Regions from separate parts of the Homo sapiens genome. Here region 1 is linked to region 2. Evidence: read pairs that join two places in POLR2A ChIA-PET (ENCODE). Cell type or tissue: A673. All regions are shown on one strand.

Region 1 (2,500 bases), 300 kb before region 2:
AAGCATTGGGCCAAGACTGGCAGACACAAAGCAGGGAAAATTCAAGTGCAAGAAACATTACATTTCAAGCTAGTACAGACTGGTTTGAAAACTGTAAGAGGATTCATCCTCTAACCTCTAAACATACAATTTTTGATGTGCCTGCAAAAATTATATCATGAATAATTGAAGTCGATTGTGAAGAGTTACCTACTCCAGCAGGGTTTTTGATATGGACTATTTCAATTTATTTTAGAATTTATATAGATATGTATGATATCTTTTTTCAGATATGTAACCCCTGGAGGTGTTGAGATTTAATAGTATTTTTAATAGCACTGAATATTTTACTTATCCGTTATTTCTAATACTTATTAAGCACCCTCACCCTTAAATTCTAAGAGACAAAACTGTCAAAGAAATCACAATTCCTCCTTTTAAGTATCTTATGGTCTAGAATAAATGCTGAGACACCCATGTGAGCAATTATAATTCAAGGTTGTGTGGGATGTCTCAAGAGTAGTACAAACAAAATATTGTGGCAAATTCAATAGAAGATAGACATTCTGAGAAGATCAGAGAATAGCCCATGAAAGAAGTGGTATTGGACCTGAGCTTGTCAAATGGATTTGGGGAGGTGGATAAGACTCCCCAGAGGTTCCAGCCACAGGATTAGGTCATGGTACAGTTAGCTGGAGCCATTACCAAGGTGTTCTTCAAGTGAGCGTTTTATGCTCCACCAGCATGTGACTTTAGCTCTTTTTCTCCATAAAAACATTGTTCTACAGTTTAATGTTTTTATGGAGAAAGACAGCATGCTTATTTAAATTGGTTTGTAGTACAAAGCAGGTAGAAATAGAGACTACACTTAATGACAGAGAAAAAAATCCAAGAAAATCTTGGCTGGGCGCAGTGGCTCATGCCTGTAATCCCAGCACCTTTGGAGGCCGAGGCGGGCAGATCACTTGACGTCAAGAGTTCAAGACCAGCCTGGGCAATGTGGTGAAACCCCATCTCTACTAAATAATGCAAAAACTTGGGCAACATGGTGCATACCTGTCACCCCAGCTACTGGGGAGGCTAAGGCAGGAGAACCACTTGAACCTGGGAGGCAGATGTTGCAGTGAGCCAAGATCGCACTACTGCACTCCAGCCTGGGCAAAACAGCAAGACTCCATCTCAAAAAAAAAAAAAAAAAAAAAAAACACTTAACTGGCTAAAATGACTGATGGGTTCTAACATGATAAAAATTTTAAAATAAATGTAAACTCTTAACTTTGATTTTTTTCAAGAAATTTCTGCCCAAGTACAGGATAGAATTGCCCTGGCTTAACAACAACTCACATAAAAGACTTGGGGAGGGTTAGTGGACTACATGTGACATGTCTACCCTAATGCTGATGCAAACTGTATTCATTTAGCCTAAAATGTATCATTCAACAAACATTTTTAAATTAACATTCGGGCAAAAAGTACTATACAAGGAAGTGGAGGTGTAACAATTGATAAAAATGATCCCAGTCCTAAGAGACATATAGCTTATATAGCTTATGATAGAGGTGAACAAACAAATACTAAACGTATAACACCAGAGTTATACCTCAACAAAGCTGTTTAAAAAAAAAGTGACGTCCAAATTTAGCAAACAGCTTTATTGAGATATAACTTGTATGCCTTATAATTTATTCATTGAAAGTATACAATTCCATGACTTCTCATATATTCACAAAGTTGTGCGACCAACACCATAATATAACGTCAGAGCACTTTTTTTTTTTTTTTTTTTTGAGACAGAGTCTTGCTCTGTCGCCTAGGCTGGAATGCAATGGTGCGATCTTGGCTTACTGCCTCCAGGTTCAAGCGATTCTCCTGTCTCAGTCTCCTGGATAGCTCGGATTACAGGTGCATGCCACTACACCCAGCTAATTTTTGTATTTTTAGCAGAGACGGGGTTTCGCCATGTTAGCCAGGCTGGTCTTGAACTCCTGATCTCAGGTAATCCACCCGCCTCGGCCTCCCAAAGTGCTGGGATTACAGGCATGAGCCACCACGCCTGGCCAGCACTTTTATCATCTATAAAAAAGACACAGTAACCATCAGTAGTCATTTCCTGTTCACCCCTAACCCAGCCCCTAAGCAACCACTAATCTACTTCCCATCTCTATAGATCTGCCTATTCTGAATATTTTATATAAATGAAATTACACGATATGTGGTCTTTTGTGACTGGATTCTTTCACGCACCACAATTCTTTGAGGCTCATCCATTTTCTATCCTGTGTCAGTGTTTCATTCATTTTTATTGCTGAATAATACCTCATTGTATGGATAGACCACACTTAATACGAACATTTGAATATTGATCAATATAAGAGATTTTTGTTTCTTTTTCTTTTCTTTTTTTTTTCAGAAATTGAGTTTCACTATATAGCCCAGGCTAGTCTCCAACTCCTGGGCTCAGATGAGCCTCCTGCCTCAGCCTCCCAAGTATTTGGGACTAGAGGTGGGTGCCACTGCTCCT
Region 2 (2,500 bases):
GCCAAACATCTTAGCATGCACAGGACGGTCTGCACAGCAAAGAGCTGTCCATCAAAATGATCAGTGCTCAGGCTGAGAAACCGTGGCTTGTTAGACCTGCAGGAGATAGATGTCTGGACTGCCTTCAGCATGTCTTATCCATGATTTTTTTTCTTTATTCTTTTCATTCTCTTGTCCTTGTGGGTGACGGAGTGATAGTGATTCTATATTTCTTCCCAGCAATGAAGCAGTCAGCATGCTAGTGAGAGCATGCTACTAATTGAAAGCATTTTATTAAGTTTGCTTTTCCCCAAGATAGATTGAAACAGCCACTAAAACTCTTAAGCTTTACGTTCACAGAGGTTTTCTGCTTTATGAATCAGAAGCATAGAATTTTAATGTCATTTTGGCATTTTTCAATAATTTTACTACCATATAGCAATCTTATGTGCTTAGTTCTGTTTTTTTAAAGCAGCCATTTCACATAAGTTAAGGAATAAAAGAAACAACTGATCATTATAAATTTTCTGTAAAGCAAAAATAATGGAAGGTTTTATGTGGTTGTTTTTTTTTTGTTTTTGTTTTTGTTTTGAGACGGAGTGTCACTCTGTCACCCAGGCTGGAGTGCAATGGTGTGGCCTCGGCTTACTGCAACCTCTGCCTCCTGGGTTCAAGCGATTCTCCCACCTCAGCCTCTTGAGTAGCTGGGACTACAGGCACGTGCCACCATACCCGGCTAATTATTGTATTTTTAGTAGAGATGGGGTTTCACTACGTTGGCCAGGCTGGTCTCGAACTCCTGACCTCGTGAGCCACCCACCTCAGCCTCCCAGAGTGCTGGGATTACAGGCATGAGCCACTGCGCCCACCTTGTGTGTTTTTTTAAAAAAACTTTTTAGTAAATATACCAACCATTATGGTAGGGATATTTGTTTTCTCCGTTGCTGCTATATGCCCAATACCTGGATTAGTGCCTGTTATTGTAGGTAATTCATAAACATGTGATGAATAAATTAATAATTTTTTAAAGCATTTGAAAATATATCAGAGACCCACATTTACTATTGCTGTTTTTCAAACTGCGTGCTTTTTTCAGAAGCATTACAGAAGATTTTAATGGGAAAAAAGTTACTTATTTTATGACGCAGAAAGGAGGAATGAATTTTTTTTTTTTAAGGAATTCATACTTTGGAGCTTCAGTAACTTCCTAATAATGTCAGCTCTAGTTTTCTTTGTTGTTTTTGAGGTCGCTTGCTCACTTTCCTCACATTGAAAGCACTAATGTGTGTTGGATCAGAAGCTGCTGTTGCTGATGTCCTCAGATGTTTGCAGGACCTGCGGAGCTGTGTTAAGGCCCTTCTGATGACTCGGCAGCATGCAAATAGCAGGTTTCATTTTAGCTGGTTTTGAGCCCGTGTGGCTGCGGCCATATGTAATATGCCAGAGACTTTTCTATTTTGGCAAGTAAACAATTCTCACTGCAAACTTTCTGAAGTGTGATATCGTCTATTGATGTAGCACCACGAATCAAATAAGCATGCTATACTCAAATGTGCAAATGAGGAGCCGCTGAGAGGATAATACTTAGCTACTCAAAATGCAGGAAGTACTGCTGAGTCACTCCCATCAGGATTCTGGTGTGAAAGAGATTTCCCAGCTTTTTACTGACAACACTTTAGAAAAGTGAAAGAAGCTAAAACTTTAGAGTAACATATGGAAATTTTATGGTAGACTGGAAAATAGTATGTTTGCTGTATATGTGGGTTTTAAATTCATGTTTCCTTATCCAATGCCAATAATTTGTACAAATAGAAATATAAGAATCTAGCCAATTTTTTTTTTCCAGGAATACACTTTTTTAAAAGTGCATGTTTCCTATCCAAGTAGATTAAATATCCTCTGACTACACTTCCAGGTATTCTAGTAATCATGGATTGTACTTGATCTACATTTGAAGTCCAGCCTTGCTACTGGGCTTTTGCGTATGCTGAGTCTCTAAACCTTTAAGTATTTTGTCTGTGTGGTAGACAGATTTTTTTTTTCTTGGAGATTCCAAGAATATCTATTCGAGAATGAGAAATAGTATTTGAGTGCTTAATAAATAGTGACATTGGCCACGACTTTAAAAGTAAGCGAGGATGTAAGTTTAAGAGGAGGAGAATATTGGTTATAGAATCAAATATAGGTATAGATTGATTTGATTGATTTCGTTGAAGGCCAAGTCGCTGAGAATTACAAAACAACACCTGTCCACTCTGATGAACTTCTTCATTTTGTTGAAACCCATGGCAGGACTCGGGCCTTGATGGAATGCCTGGCTCCCCTCCGCCTTCACAGCCCGACCCCGAACACTTGGACAAGCCCAAGCTCAAGGCCGGGGGTTCTGTAGAAAGTCTTCGCAGTTCTCTCAGTGGGCAGAGCTCCATGAGTAAGTCGAGTTTGTCATTGTAGATTATTTTCTTTGGAGTTAATATCTGACATATACTGAGCACTAGGTTCAGGCAATTTCAAGGTGAATAAG

What was found. ChIA-PET counts read pairs that join two places held together with the same protein. Peaks named below come from ENCODE experiments on the same cell type or tissue, not always from the same donor. Only the 100,000 strongest peaks of a DNase experiment are listed, where the experiment ranks them.
Region 1: POLR2A ChIA-PET joins it to region 2 with 11 read pairs; 2 of 35 experiments call an interaction of 5 or more read pairs at or near these places.

Annotation. Positions count from the first base shown.
Region 1 is chr6:148,227,974-148,230,473 of GRCh38, forward strand. It overlaps a transcript of SASH1 not described here. Among named protein-coding and RNA genes, the nearest start is that of SASH1, 110 kb to the right of the region's middle. In A673, no CTCF peak of the experiment used is centred here; no DNase peak of the experiment used is centred here.
Region 2 is chr6:148,529,255-148,531,754 of GRCh38, forward strand. It overlaps SASH1 (SAM and SH3 domain containing 1), which reads left to right. Exons shown (of 20, transcript NM_015278.5): 13 at 2,272-2,407. Among named protein-coding and RNA genes, the nearest start is that of SASH1, 190 kb to the left of the region's middle. In A673, no CTCF peak of the experiment used is centred here; a DNase peak (open chromatin) is centred at 1,487; H3K27ac peaks cover 1,974 bases.